2 separate regions of the Homo sapiens genome follow, and region 2 is linked to region 1. The links are chromatin loops, found by intact Hi-C in ENCODE. Cell type or tissue: Caco-2. All regions are shown on one strand.

The links. Hi-C counts contacts between places; a loop is a spot of excess contacts. Peaks named below come from ENCODE experiments on the same cell type or tissue, not always from the same donor. Only the 100,000 strongest peaks of a DNase experiment are listed, where the experiment ranks them.
Region 2: it touches region 1 in a loop (3-fold over the local background); 2 of 110 quality-filtered maps call a loop at or near these places.

Annotation. Positions count from the first base shown.
Region 1 is chr4:98,740,694-98,748,693 of GRCh38, forward strand. It overlaps the pseudogene BTF3P13. Among named protein-coding and RNA genes, the nearest start is that of TSPAN5-DT, 86 kb to the left of the region's middle. RefSeq lists enhancers at 6,762-7,312, 7,313-7,863. In Caco-2, a CTCF peak has its summit at 4,916 (motif pointing right); DNase peaks (open chromatin) are centred at 4,908 and 7,048.
Region 2 is chr4:98,681,249-98,689,248 of GRCh38, forward strand. No RefSeq gene overlaps it. Among named protein-coding and RNA genes, the nearest start is that of TSPAN5-DT, 26 kb to the left of the region's middle. RefSeq lists cis regulatory regions at 1,408-1,863, 5,598-6,024. In Caco-2, no CTCF peak of the experiment used is centred here; DNase peaks (open chromatin) are centred at 1,663 and 4,533.

The DNA.
Region 1 (8,000 bases):
CCTGAGCACCAACCCTAGTCCCCCTAGCAGCCCCTTATCTGCTCCAACAAGATGAAAGAAATGATCATGAACCAGGAAAACTCGCCAAACTGCAGGCACAAGTGCGCATTGGTGGGAAAGGAACTGCTCACAGAAAGAAGAAGGTCTTCCATAGAACAGCCACAGCCGATGATAAAAAGCTTCAATTCTCCTTAAAGAAGTTACAGGTAAACAATATCTCTGGTATTGAAAAGGTGAATATGTTTACAAACCAAGGAACAGTGATCCACTTTAACAACCCTAAATTTCAGGCATCGCTGGCAGTGAACACTTTCACCATAACAGGTCATGCTGAGGCAAAGCAGGTGACAGAAATGCTACCCAGTGTCTTAAGCCAGCTTGGTGCAGACAGTCTGACTAGTTTAAGGAGACTGGCTGAAGTTCTGCCCAAACAACCTGTGGATGGAAAAGCACCACTTGCTACTGGAGGGGATGATGATGATGGAGTTCCAGAATTGTGGAGAATTTTGATGAGGCTTCCAGGAATGAGGCAAGCTGAATTGAGTCGACTTCTGAAGAAGATAAAACTTGAAGAAGTTACTGGGAGCTGCTATTTTCTATTATGACTGCTTTTTAAGAAATTTTTGTTCATGGATCTGATAAAATCTAGATCTCTATACTTCTAAGCCCAAGCCCCTTGGACACTGTAGCACTTTTTAGTTTTCGCTTATACATAATCATTCTTTTTAGCTAATTAAGCTGCAGAAGCTGGGAAATAAAGTTCGAAACAAAGGTTAATAAAGTTCTTTGCCTAGTAAAAAATTAAAAAGTAAAAATAAATTTGAAAGACCATTTATATATTTTAATAGGCATTTTTCACATGTTGCAAAGATTTTCCCTAGTGTTTCGTTTATCTTGTATTTTTTTGTGTGTGTATGTTTAATCAATAGCAGTTGTAACTTTTTAAACTATGAACTAGAAATAAATGGATAAAAGATGTGGCCAGGCAGTGGTTCATGCCTGTAATCCTAGCACTTTGAGAGGCTGAGGTGGGTGGATCATGACGTCAGGAGATCAAGACCATCCTGGCTAACACGGTGAAACCCCATCTGTACTAAAAATACAAAAAATTAGCCTGGTATGGTGGCACGCACCAGTAGTCCCAGCTGCTTGGGAGGCTGAGGAGGGAGAATCGCTTGAACCCAGGAGGCAGAGGTTGCAGTGAGCTGAGATTTCGCCACTGCACTACAGCCTGGTGACAGAGTGAGACTCCGTCTCAAAAAAAAAAACAAAACCCTAAAAGATTATTGTAGATTATTATTTTCTAGTGTTTAAAGGATGCTGAGGCATATTCTTTTCCACAATTTTTTAAAAATTTGATCTCAATATAATAATACATAAATTACACATGCATTTGATTTTCTTTTTTTTTTTTTAGATGGAGTCTCGGGCTAGAGTGCAGTGGCGCCATCTCTGCTCACTGCAACCTCCTCCTCCCGGGTTCCAGCGATTCTTGTGCCTCTGCCTCACGAGTAGCTGGGATTACAGACCTGTTCCACCACACTCCACTAATTCCTTTGCATTTTTAGTAGAGAGGAGCTTTCACCATGTTACCCAGGCTGGTCTCAAACTCCCGACCTCAGGTGATCTGCCTGTCTCAGCCTCCCAAGCGCTGGGATTACATGTGTGAGCCACCTCGCCCAGCCTAAAATTCTTTTTCTGTACTAGTCCACACTATCTTTTCTCATGAAAATGTATTATTAAGCAGGATTTGTCTAGTAGAACCAGTTTGCCCTTGGTTATAAATGCATAGAAGATCAAAAACTAAATTAAAGCTGGAGGAACCATTATCAGGATTATTTTCTTCAGCTAAAAATGTGGGGAAAGATGTCCCACCTTCCTTCAGTTAGAACCAGTGCCAAACTATGTAGTAACTTACAAGATTTATTTTAGTGACCCTTGGAGAAAATTCTATGTCTTCTTGATGTAACCTATTCCAACATTAAATGATTTTCGTTAATATAAAAATCTCTCGTGCAGCAATCTAAGCTGTTTTTCTTTTTTTTTTTTTTTTTTTTTTAGACAGACTCTGTCTCTGTTGCCCAGACTGGAGTGCAGTGGCATGATATTGGCTCACTGCAACCTCCGCCTCCCAGGTTCAAGTGATTCTTGTGCCTCAGCCTCCCTAGTAGCTGGGATTACAGGTATGTACCACTATGCCTGGCTAATTTTTTTTGTAGTGTTAGTAGAGATGGGGCTTCGCCATGTTGACCAAACTGTCCTGAAATGATCTGCCCACCTTGGCCTCCCAGAGTGCTGGGATTACAGGTGTGAGCCACCGTGCCCTGCCTGTTTTTGATTTTCTTTTTAAAGTTATTATTTAACAATGACTTTCCACAGGCTATTGCCCCTTAGACTTCATGTCTCCAGATTGAACAATCCCAACTCCATATGCAGACCAAGTCAAATAATTTCCCTTATATTTATTTGGAGTTCAAGAACATATGAGCAACTAGAGACATTAAGTGAGGACCAAGCACACACACACACACACACACAGGCACATGGACAGGCACAGTCCCTTATTTTAAAAGTGTCTAAGGTTGACTCCAAATTTTCCATTTTAACATTTTAATTAGGGTAAAATATACTTCATTTTGCCTAAACAAAGACCAATTGTAATAAACCACATTTGCTTTTCATTTTAGTGAAAACTTCAAGTAAAGCCCGAAAGGGTCTTCCACTGCGGAAGGGACCTGGGATAAGCTGTAGAGAAGAAGAAGTTGCAAGACCAAGTTTGTTGTAAACATAGGCTTCTAGCATTCCCTGAGCCCTCTCTGTGCATGGAGCTCTACTCTGAGCCCGAGACTTAAGGAAGAAGCTTATCCTTTCCTGGAAAGACAGGGCAAACAAAATGAGAACCCATGTTAATAGAGAAGATGGGCACATAAATAATGACTTACAGGGTAGAGCTAGGTGCTTGGGATGGCAAACCACATGGGGCAGAATACATGAATTTGACCTAAAGAGATTTTTGTGGCTCTTTTATGGCTACATTCTAGGTCAAGAGACTTCAACCAAATAGCTCTATCTTCTTCCATTAGGGCTCCTCTAACAAAAATACCTTAGACTAGTCATTTATAAACAGTAGAAACTTATTGCTCACAGTTCTGAAGGCTGAGAATTCTGAGACCAAGACTCCAGCGGATTCGGTGTCCTGTGAGGGCCCCTTCCTTATAGATGATGCATTCCAGCTGTGTCTTCACGTGGCAGAAGGGGCAGAATAAGTTCCCTCTAGCCTCTCTTATAAGAGCACTAATCCCATTCATGTGGCTCTGCCCTCATGACCTAATCACCTCCTAAAGCCCTCACCTCTTAATATTATTGCTTTGGTGATTAGGTTTCAATAATAGATTGTGGGTGAGAGAACACAAATGTTCAGACCATAGCTTCTGGGTACAGAGGAGGTCCATCATATTCAGCCTCTCTGCAGATGGCCTTACCCATGGCCCAGATGCCTCTCCAGAATCTCTGAAAAGTCATTTCATTCTGCAGGCCCTTTCTCCTCCACCTCGTCCATTTACCTATAGTACAGCTACCTGCCTTCCTAATTCCTACTGGTGGGAGCTTCAGGTGTGGGGCCCAGAGACTCTTTATGTGGAGTCAACTCATCTCAGATGGGTCTTGGTGAGAATGAGATGGTGCCAGTGTTAGCAGCAGTGAATCCGTATGGGTTTGCAGCAACTCGATTCTTGGCTCCTCAGAGGAAAGAATTCACTGGAGAGGCATAAGGCAGATTGAGAGACCAAAGCAAGTTTTAGAGCAGGAACCAAAGGAAGTAAAGTATACTTGGAAGAGGGCCAAGCAGGCAACTTGAAAGATCCAAGTGCACTTTCAGCCCTTCACTTGGAGGTTTATACATTGGCATGGTTCCAGGGTTTGTGTCTCTCCCTTGATTTTTTCCTTGGGGCAGGCTGTCTGCATGTGGTGGCCTGCCAGGACTTAGGAGGGGCTACATGTGCAGTGTGCTTACCAAAGTTTTGTGCATGTTCATTTGAGGTGTTTTTCCCTTACCAGTTCATATGGTTTGGCTGTGTCCCCACCCAAATCTCATCTTGAATTGTTGTTCCCATAATCCCCATGTGTCATGGGAGGGACCCAGTGGGAGGTAATTGAATTATGGGGGTGGTTACCCATGCTGTTCTCATGATAGTGACTTCTCATGAGATCCGATGGTTTTATAAGCATCTGGCTTTCCCCTGCCAGCACTTCTGATTCCTGCTACCCTGTGAAGAAGGATGTGTTTGCTTCCCCTTCTGGCATGATTGTAAGTTTCCTGAGGCCTCCCCAGCCATGTGGAACTGTGAGTCACTTAAATCCCTTTTGTTTATAAATTACCCAGTCTTGGGTATAATTCATAGAAGCATGACAACAGACTAATACACCAGCCGAATATTCTTAGAAGAAGTTCATATACCAGTTAAACACCACCATTTTGCCTTTTAGGGCACATGCTTGAGTCCACTTACTCAGCTCCTGAGATCTTATCAGGAAGCCGCTGATCACCCACTTCAGGTGTTTTCTATCTAATGGGAGCCTGCCTTTCTCTGGTGCCAGCTGTGTCCAATTATTATTTTAGAGTGACAGTTAACAACAACTTGAGCATCACCTGATGGTCACCTGACATTCCTTGTGGGGACCTCTCCTACCCTGCTCATGTCTGCCCAGCTACCTACTTTTACACCGGGGGTAATAGAACTAGGGTGTTTAGTACCATTAGATGCAATGACCTGTAAAGATTGACTGAGTAACTGCACATATGTCCTGTTTCCTCTTTTATCCCTAAAGCATATGTTCTCTGAGATCTCCCAATCTACTATCCACTCCCCAAGAGGGCGCTCTGGAACCAGGACACACTCAAATCACCTAGTTTTAAAAACTCTCCAGATGAGCAGTGCTGCCTCCATGATATTAACCAGTCAAATCTCCAAGAGGTCAGACTCCTGAGGTCCAGGGTCTCAGCCAACATGTGCGAGCTCCTTGGCAAGCTAACATTTTGACACTGTTTCAAATTAATATTTTAAAAATATTCTAGGATTTTCAGCTTAATGTTTGCGGGAGATGACAAAATGTTCGGGCAGATGGGTGGAGCAGGAGGACATGGATGCCAGGACTCAGCATCTCCTCTGTTGACCCAGCAATCCTGCCTTGGCTGCACCTCACTAAGGGAAACAAAAGCTTAGTGTTAATTGCACTCATCTTCCTTAGACCGTAGTTAGTTGACCAACTATTTTTATTCAAGGGTGCCTCTTAGAGGTTCTAATTCTCAATCCAAGTGGCTGTATAAGAGCTTTATTTCTTTGAACCACATGCAGTACTTTCCCTGAAAGGAATTTGGTGAGTGTAATTTTCACCTCTCATTATATTTCCAATGAGTTCTTAGTGCGCTTGCGTGCACGCATGCACACACACGATCAGGACTCCTGGAAATTGCCATATTAGTCCATGTCTTGATCTAATATTGCATGGACAGAATTTCACATGGGTCATTTGTTGTCCTAGTACTTTTTAAGTTAGCTTAGTGCAAACAAAACACAAAACTAAAATAATTTACCTCCTAAAGAATTCAGAGCAATTTAGAGAATGCATCATAAAAGATTGCTTTCAATTTTTTAAATTTTGTTTCTTTTTCAAGTTGGGGTATTGTTCTGTCACCCAGGCTGGAGTGCAATGGCACCATTATGGCTCACAGGTACCTCAAACTACTGGGCTCCCGCAATCCTTCCTCCTCAACCTCCTGCCACCTGCCACTGTGCCTGGCTAATTTTTTTTTTTTTTTTTTTTTTGGTAGAGACAGGGTCTTGCTTTGTTACCTAGGCTGGTCTCCTGGGCTGAAATGATCCTCCTACCTCAGCCTCCCAAAGTGTTGGGATTATAGGCATGAGTCACCGTGCCCAGCCCAACTCTCAAATTATATCACACAGGCAGGAAGTGTCTGATAGCAGGTGGCATAGGCTCTGTGGGACTGTTTTCTTTTAAGAAACAATCTCTCATCATCAACATGCTTGAGGCCCCAGGAAAGGTCTTTAGTGCTTTAACTTGGGCACTCTGTGTTTGTCCAGCTGCACTGACATTTCATGGTGTGGGTGAGTCAGTGGGGAAGGGAAAGGCAGCAGCCATGAGAGGCAAGCCAAGGATATGGAACCTCTGGAAAGAACCAAAAAGATCAATGGGTGTCCTGCCTTTTCACCTCCCTATCCACTGGATTCACTTGATAGTAGTAGCAGCAAAAGAGCCATCCAGTCAGTAGGGACCTGCCTGGTCTGCAACGAAAGAAGGAGGCTTTCTGGGCCCTATTTCGTCAAGAGAAGGATTTAATATTTCACTTAGCCAGACCTCCATGTTCAACTGAAGGACAGACATCCCCGTGGATGTCTAAGCAGACATTTATCCTGGCAGCTGTGGGGCCAGATTCCTGGACTTTATGACTCAGGCTTTTTCAAAAGCAAAAAAACACTACAAGAGAAGGCCCTCATTATTTAAAAAGAATTAAGGATTCCCAGTTCAGGCAAGTCTTCCAGGGTCCTAAACTGGGGATCAGTCAGGTGAATTCAGCCAGTGATTGGTTTGGTTCACACAACGTTTTATTTTTTATTTTTAATTGGCAACCCCTGCACAAAGCAACAATACTGGAGGTAGGGTTTCAGGATTTAGACTGAGGCCCACAAGTGTTTTCTGAGCACTCTGGATGGGCAGGCTCTCTGATAGGCCGGTTCTCTGATAGGCCAGTCTTCCGGTCACTCACTCTAGTCCTGCCCAGTGACCTTGAAATAAATTGCAGCGCAAAATAGCAGAGTGCCCCACCTTCAGAGTGTTTGAGACTTTCCCCTCCTGAGTGGAAACACGGAGGCTCAGAGCAAGATTAGGAGAATCAGTCTTGGCAACAGATAAAGGGATCAATGGAAGAAGGAGCAGCTGAGGCCTGGGGAAATTTACATAAGCCTGCTAGAAGTAGGGGCTCAGAGCCTCAGAAGGGACAGTAAGAAACCAGACCAAAGGAAAACATCTGTAATGAGCTGTGAGGACCAGTGAGCTGCAGAGGTCAGAGCAGGCACCTCCCCACCTACAGAACAATCAAGCAGTTGCCAAAGCAAACCTTTCTGCAGTTGGGATTTATTTTATTGTCATTCTTCCCTTCCCATGGCTGCTGAGCCTTTGAAGTAATCCTCAGCGTGAAAAGATAGGAGGATGTGCACATAAGAGGCCCTTTGAAAAAGCCTTAGGGAAAGTAGCCAAGCTCCGGAGGGAGCAATTGTAAAGTGACTAGAACAAGGAAGTAGGGAAGGACTGTGGGGAGACCAGGCGGGTAGCTTAAAACCCTTGCCATAGCAAGCCTTTTTTAAGTGGCAAGCCAGAAGGCCCAGCCCAGTGGGCCTCAGCCAGCACTTGGGCTCATGGTCCTATTTCAGCATGAAATTCATTCCTGTGACTGCAAGGGAGCCGAACAGTACAACGATCTTAATGACTGTATTGCAAACCACAAAGGATCTATGTTCATGAATAAGCAATAATCAGCTGAAAACATATTATGTTTACCACAAAAAAAAAAGGCGGAAAGAGCACAAAATCTAGTGAGTAAAGTGTAGGCAGCAGATAGTAATGTGGTAGCCGATGTTCATCCCCTTGACCACTCTCATCAGGCCCAGAGACATGGTGCTTACATTTGCTCCAGTGGAGACTGGATAGAAAGAGTAGAGATGCAAAGAAAAAAACAACCTTAGCTTTTTAGGGAAAACACTAAGGGCTCTGGCATAAAACTGGAGAGATTACAGGGGGTATGTGAATATACAGAGCAGGTACCTCATCTGCTCTGCCATCATGACCAATAAAGAGCTTTGAGCCAGAGAGAGGGAAAAGAGTTTGCAGTCAAGGAAAATTATAAATTATAGCATGAAGTCCCTGTACTGTGCTTCTATACCCTGGAATACATCCTGGGGGAAGAGTGACCAGATGCCCCATGA
Region 2 (8,000 bases), 59 kb before region 1:
TTGTGTCCCCCCAAAAAAGATATGTTGAAGTCTCAAGCCCTAGTACCTCAGAAATGTGACCTTATTTGGAAACAGGGCTTGTGCAGATGTAGACAAGTTAAGATGAAATCATTAAAGTGGTCCCGACTCCAGTTGACTGTTCTCCCTGTGAATGCCATGTGAAGAGAAGGCAGAGATCGGGGTCATGCAACTATAAGCTAAGCAACACCGATTGCCAGCAACCACCAGAAGCTAGGAGAGAGGCACTGAACAGATTCTCCCTCATGTCCTCAGAAGGAACCAGCCCTGCCAACTCCTTGATCTCCGACTTCTGCCCTCCAGACAGAGACAATACACTTGTAGGTTAAGCCACCCAGTTTGTGGTACTTTGTTGTGTTAGCCCTATTAAACCAATACAGGTATGTTTCTTAAGTTGGGTTCCACTGGAAGCAGAGATTTACAAATGACTTGGGTGGTAATTGATGTTTGACACGTGCTCAGATATAAATCTCACTCTCGAAAGTATCATGATGTTTTGTTTGTTTTCTCTTATTTTCCCTGTGGTTTTAGACATTAAAGATAATGAAGCAGGCGGTGGCATGTCTGTAATCCCAGTACTTTGATAAGCCAAGGTGAGAGGATTGCTTGAGGTCAGGAGTTTGAGACCAGCCTGGGCAACATAGTGAGACCCCTTCTGTACAAAAAATTAAAAAAAAAATAGCCCGCCATGGTGGCATGTGCCTGTAGCCCTACCTACACTGGAGGCTGAGGCAGGGGGATCTCGTTAAGTCCAAGAATTCAAGGCCATAGTGAGCTGGGATCTTGCAATTGCATTCTAGCCTGGGTGGCAGACAGAGACCCTGTCTCTAATTTAAAACAAAGAAAGATAACCGAGCAAACCAGAGACTGCCAATGGGCAATGAAGGCCTTTACCATGAATTGACAAATTTGGGTAATCAGTGATTAGAATTGGATGCAGGAGGAGAGGATCTAGCTTTTGGGAGGCTTGAAGTTTATTTAATCTTCTCTTTAAGAAAAAGAGTATAAAATTATAAATATAAAATTAGATACAAAAGTAAATATTTATTTAGAATAAAAAGAAATAAAAAATAAATTACAAACATTAGAAAGATGATAAATACTATGAATACCCATACATCTAGAACCCAATTTTTTTTTAATTCTCTGACAGCTTTTTATAATATATTTTTCTGCATATTTTGGCTGCATATTCTTTGATCACCTCTTTAACATCAATTTTGTAACACAGCTTTCTAAAGATAGAAAACAGCCTTCCTCTAGCATGGTTGGTCTAAATTTGTGTTTTATTATTGATAGATGGGATGCATAAAACATGCAACCTCACACATAGATGTGTTCACTGCTACAGGATTATGCATCAGAAACCCAAGAATTCTGATAAAATCTACTTTAGATGATTTTCATGAAAATGTATTTTGGGTTTATAATTATGTATAATGTACATTCCTAAACAGGAGAGAATTTCTGTCTTGATGGGGCATTGATGAGAATTGAATTCTTTGTTTACAAGTTTACATGTCTGATGTTCGAAGGAATTTTCCACAGAATTGCTTCTGGCTCTGCACATTGCAGACCTTGCTTATCTCTCTCCCCACATACTCCTACTACAGGGCAGGTTCTTATCCTGATATGGCCTCTGGCCCTAGTCCTTTCAACATCATGCCTGGTAATGTTGGCTCAAGGGCAGGAGGAGAATCCAGAAGCCATTTCTATGCCAGATCAGCCAGTAATAGCTTAACTATGTAAGGAAGTCACTTGACCCTCATAAATATATCCTGCTAAAACCACAATTTATTTAATATATTCCCCAATTCAACTTCCTCTTAGCCAGCTCCCCAAAACACTTACGTCCCCAGTAATACCACCTGACTGCAATGTAATAGATGGGAAGTCAAAGTGGAAAGAGACAAGGGTCATAACCAATTGCAATAAAAATATTTTACTTTTGAGCCAGGTGCAGTGGCTCAAGCCTATAATCCAAGTGACTTGGGAGGCAGAGCAAGGTGTTTAAGGCTGCAGTGAGCTATGACCATGGCACTGCACTCCAGCATGGGCCACAGAGCAAAACCTTATTTCTTAAAAAAAAAAAAAAGAACGAAAAAGAAAAAAAAAGAAAGAAAAGATAAAAATATTTACTTTTGCAAATTTTACAAAAATCTACAAGTATGTGAATGCATGTGTCAGGATACTTCCTAGGACCTTGTAAGGAGCCCAGGCATGACACGACCCACCATGAGAGCGGCCTGAAGCTTAACCTTCATTCATACGTCAGAGTAACCTGCCTTTCACAATGCTAAATGAATGATCTGAAGCTTTGTCACAGTTTGTTTGTGTTTTTTTTGAGAAGGAGTTTTGCTCTTGTTACCCAGGCTGGAGTGCAATGGCGCAGTCTCAGCTCACTGCAACCCCAACCTCCCGGGTTCAAGCGATTCTCCTGCCTCAGCCTCCTGAGTAGCTGGGATTATATGTGCCCAACACCATGCCTGGCTAATTTTTTGTATTTTTAGTAAAGATGGGGTTTCACCATGTTGGCCAGGTTGGTCTCGACCTCCTGAGCTCAGGTGATCCACCTGCCTCGGCCTCCCAAAGTGTTGGGATTACAGGTGTGAGCCACTGTGCCCAGCCAGGTAAGTTCTTTATATATTTAATTTTTTATCATTTAGGCTTTGGCAATAGGGAATGAAATTTAGACCATCCCTCTGGGGTAAGGGGAGGCTGTGATGAGTGGGAAAGAGAGTGAGTAAATGAGAGAGGAATGGTTATAAGAGTTGGAAAGTGGTAATATGGATGGAAATAAGTTGTGAGTGTAAAATACAAGCATTTTTTTCTGACTCTTCCACTTCTGACATAAAAGGATAGAAGATAATCTTCAAAGAGGAGATGTTAGCCTGGCTTATGTAACAAAGAGAGTCAGATGACCTGGTTTTGTTAAATCCAGAAAGGTCTGTGATTGAGGACCTACCCTTTGAAAGTTAATTTGAGTTATTACTTTATACCTTATTCATATGTGGGCCTAAGACCAAATGCTTTTAATTAATTTGTTTATAAATAGAATGTGCACAAGGGTTGTTTTGAGAAATAGTGATAAATATATTTGAATATGCCCAAGTTTTGTTATTTGTCATAGTGATAATAATGATAATATTAGTTTGTGGGCCTAGCGAATACTGTTTGGTTTTACATTGTTTGGTCCAACTGAAGCCACCAGTGTTAAGGTAAAAATCGCCCTTGGCTATAGGGTAGATTTCTTTATAGTAAAAGAGGTGGTGCTCTTTTGATTAATAATTAAATGTAGGTCTTCAGATAGAGGAAAGGCAAAGAAATGATATCAAAGACATTAATATACAATTCATATCCTTTAGTGAATATAAAAACAAAATCACAATCTAACAGATCAGTAAAAGTAACAAGGAATTTAACAGGCTTTGATTTTGGTCAAAAATTACTTAGGTGTCCTCCCTAACCACGACGTACCCATCGCCTGGTTTAACATGGAGCAGCAGGGAGAAAGGACATGCTGATGAAAAGCCTCAGGCTCTTTAACTGCCTTGACTTGGTCTCTCCTGTATTAGTTTTCTGTTGCTGTTGTAAGAAATTACTATAAACTTGGTGGCTTTAAACAACACAAATATATTGTTTTATAGTTCTTATACCGGAAGTCGAACATCGATCTGGCTGGGCTAAAATCGAGCTGTCAGCAGGGCTGCACTCCTTTCTGGAGGCTCTAGGCAGGGAATTCCTTTCCTTGCCTTTCCTGGCTTCTGAAGGATGCCCACACTCATGGCCCTTACTCTCCATCTTCACGTCAGCAACATAGGATCACTCTGACCCTTCTTCCATTGTCACAACTTTTTCTAACCACAGCTGGGAAAGGTTCTTCACTTTTCAGGACTCGTGATTAGATTGGGCCTGCCAGGCTAATCCAAGATAATCTCTCCATCTCAAGGTCCTTAATCACTTCTGCAAAGTCCCTTTTGCCACGTGAGGTAGCATATTCATGGGTTCTAGAGATTGAAATGTGGACATCTTTGAAGGGCCATTATACTGTCTACCACATTTCCCTAGCCTAAAACAGAATTGGGGGAGGCACAGTGGTCAGCAGCCTTCCCGGCTCCTTCCTACTCTACTGCAAGGGACATTTTTGGAATATTGCCAATGTGTAGCCTTCCGGAGAGGTTTTCCAACATGGTAATGTGAGAATGAGGGGGGTGAGAATGGCTCCTCTCCTTAAAATTAATAATAATAATGAAGATTATTGGTAAAATCGCTCCTCTTAAGAACTTCGAGTGTTCTGTTTTGCATGAGTTGAGTGACTATCTAGCCTGAACACACAATCAAGAGATAAAATACTACTATTTTTGTTATTATTTGTCTTGGCCTGATTTAAACTGCTGATTCCACAATAAAATCAAAGGGCATCAAAGTCCATTTCCAGATTCCTGAGAGGCTCATTTCCTTTCATTGCTCCTTTGCCATTTTGTGCTTTCCTGATTTTGCGCAAATATTTGCAATTTGGGTGGGGGCCACAGTTTACCAGTCAACCCAGAATTCTTTTCACCTGCATGCTATTATTCAACTTGTTGTATAACAAAGCTTCTTTGAACTTTACATATCAAAGAAAAAAATCACTCTTTCTTAGACTAACATCTAAAGCAGCTCAGCGTGCACAAAGAGACAGATGCCACTGCTGCAATTGACTTCAAGACCTAACAGATCTTCTGGCAGACTGTCCGCTATTGACTGGAGATGTTTGATTTTTAAAATTATGTTTTTATGTAGATGTTACTCTCTGCTAAGTAATCCTATCCTTTTTATGCTTTTCCATTAAAACTATTTACAATCAAGACATTAACCACTATCCTGTTCTTTCTTTGTTTTGCTAATTATGATACACAGATGCTGTTGCACAATCAAGGCAGTTGTTTGTATACTACAATAATGAATGAATAGATGAATGAATGAACAAAAGGTACAATGTTGTGTGGCGGATAAGTCCAAGTCTATCAAGTCTTGGCTCCATCTATTATATCTCTATGGCTTTGGGCCACTTAGCTTCTCTGGACCTCAGTTTCCTCATCTAGAAAATGAGGCTAATAATGTCTACCTTGTAAGTGTATCGTAAATATTTGGGATAATATATGTAAAATGCCTCAAGCACAGAAACAGGCAGTAAATCTCTCTCTCTCTCTCAATAGGAATCAGTAACCAGTGTTTTGCTCTTTGGGGATTACACAGCTAACCCTCAATAATCCACATGTGGGTTCTTCTCTTTGCAAATTAGCTCCAGCACATTTTTGAAGTAAGCAGATTTTCCCATGAACTCCTCATTTACTCTTGGCTGACTTTCCACCACCAATCTCATGTGTGTTTATATAATGCAAACAATTTAATATTAAGCTATGTGTTACTTTTGTAGAAAGGTAAATTTGCGTCCACAAATAAGATACATTTAAAAAACCTAACGTGTATGACATTTGAAATTCTCTAACTTGCAATGACTTGCCAAGTTGCTGAATAAGCCAGTTGGAAAATTTTTAATTTTATTGTATTAAAAGGGGGAACAGGATTGTGTGGCCAAATAATTGTGTGGTTTTGTAAATTTTAATTTTTCTTTTTATTTGCAACTCTCAGACCATGTCTGTGTATAAACACCAATATTAATTTTCACCCAACAGCTCTTCTGGCATCTAAAATGTTTGCTGTCACTGGTTCAGTTGAGATAATCATATCAGTAATGTCTAACCTCAGTCCCATTCCTGGGCCCCTGGAGAGAAGAGTTAATGGGATCAAGGCTGGCTCATGAGTTATCAGCTACTCCACGAAGCTGAGTCTCATAGATTAATGCAGAACTGGCAAGCTTAAAGTCCTGGGGAAAAGGCTGAAATGATACATGGGGATGGTTAAAAACAGTGGTAAACATTTGAAAATGAAGGTCTTAGGTATGGTATAGAGGGTAAAGCATCACAATTCCAAACAAAATTAAAGATATTGCACCTCTAATACATTACCAGAGGCTAGTAAATAAAGATTTAAAAAGAAGGAAAAAATATAACACCTAAGTATTCCTGATGTTTATTGAGGATGAAGAAAAAAATGAATAGAAAGAAAAGAAGGCAAAGACCAAAGAACCTTCCCTGGAAGAGCAGGGCTGTGCTTTGGCATCAGGAGCCAAACCCCACACCCACCTGTGCTAGCGGGCTCTACTACCTAGCTAGGAAGGACGGGGTGCTTGTGTGCTTGCTTCAACAGCTTCATTGAGCTGTTCACGTGCCTGAAGAGTCACCCATTTAAAGTATGCAATTTAGTGGTTTTTAGCATATTCCCAGATATGTACAATCATCACCACAATTTTAGAACGTTTCCTTCAGCTCAGAAAGCAACCTTGTACCCTTGAGCTCTGACTCTCATCCATTCTCCTGTTCATCGCCCAGCCCATGCAACCACTAATCTACTTTCTGTATCTATAGATTTTCCTATTCTGGACATTTTCTATAAATGAAAATGCGACTTTTGTGACTTATTGCACTTAGCATCGTGTTTTCAAGGTCCATCCATGCTGCAGTGTCTATCGGTACTTCATTTCTTTTTATAGCTGAATAATATTCTATTGTGTGGCTATGCCACATTTTGCTTATCCATTCAGCAGCTGAAGGACATTTGGGTTGTTTTCACTTTGGGACTATTGTGGATATTTTGAATAAACATTCATGTCGAGGTTTTTGTATAGACATATGTTTCCATTTCTCTTGTGTATGTACCTAACAGTGGAATTGTTGGGTCATGTGGCAACTCTCTGCCTGTTTGAGAAACTGCCAGGCTGTTTTCCAAAGTGCCTGCACCATTTTACATTCCAGCAGCAGCTCATAAGGTTTCTCTACAACCTCATCTATCATGTGTGCTCATCTTCTGGCTTTACATAGCTTCTTCTATGTGACAAGAGAAATGAGATAAAAATATAGGATTTGCTTTCTAGGCAAAAGAACCCACTGTTATTAATATCCTAAGAAATGCTTATTTTCTACTTTATAGTTCTAGTACAAATGTGAGCTGACTTTTTTTTCAGGATGTACTATAATAATTTGAGTGTTGAAGAGAAAATCCAATGCTGAATGTGAAATACGTAAAAAATATTTCCTGTGTTACCACTTAAGCAGTAAATAGCCCAAAGCCTCTCCCAATACCCCACCACCTCACCACTTTGAACTGGGCAATTCTTACTCATCTTTGAGTTCTCTGGATGCCTTCCCCAAGTCACTGGCTTGAGATAGGTCACCTTGGGGTGAAGCTCCCATGGCACCTCTACTTCCTCTGACAAAACGTGACTCAGAGTTTTGTTTTGTTATCATTATTCCATATCCGCCTTGTCCTCTAGTCTGTAAGGCACTGGGGCAGAGTGACCTTGGCTGTCTTTCCTACAGTATCTCCATCATCTAGCCATGTGTGTACTCCATAAGTATTTGCTGAATGAAGACGCAAAAAAGGTTTTCCACTAAGAAGTTTTCCTGCTTACTAAACTTTTCAGTGAATGTGTATAAATTAGGCTTCACTAAAGTGTTTGCTTTGTTTATGAAAAACCCAAGCTGCATCTTAGCTCTTTGGCACACTCCGAGAACAGGCTTATTTTACCAGCAAATTCCTCCCTGAGTCAGCTAATGCTAAGGTATGTTCAATACTTTTCTGAAAACGATCCTAATCTCCCCTAACAGAGGCCAGAGTGTAGCTGAAACAGCTCTTCTGACAGTTAGGAAGCTCTGATTCTGTCAGTCATTTTCTGTTCTTTATCATGTTTTTTTTCAAAGGAAAAAGCTGTTTTCCTGTGTGTGAGAACATTCTCTCTTATCTAATAATGCTCAATTGTCTTTCTGTTCCATTAGTGTGCAGGAAACCACCTGTCCAATTGAGATCAGAGCTGCAGATGTCAAAGTGTCTCATTTTATATAGATGTGCAGCTGTCAGATCAGAGATCAAAGGCTTCTCTT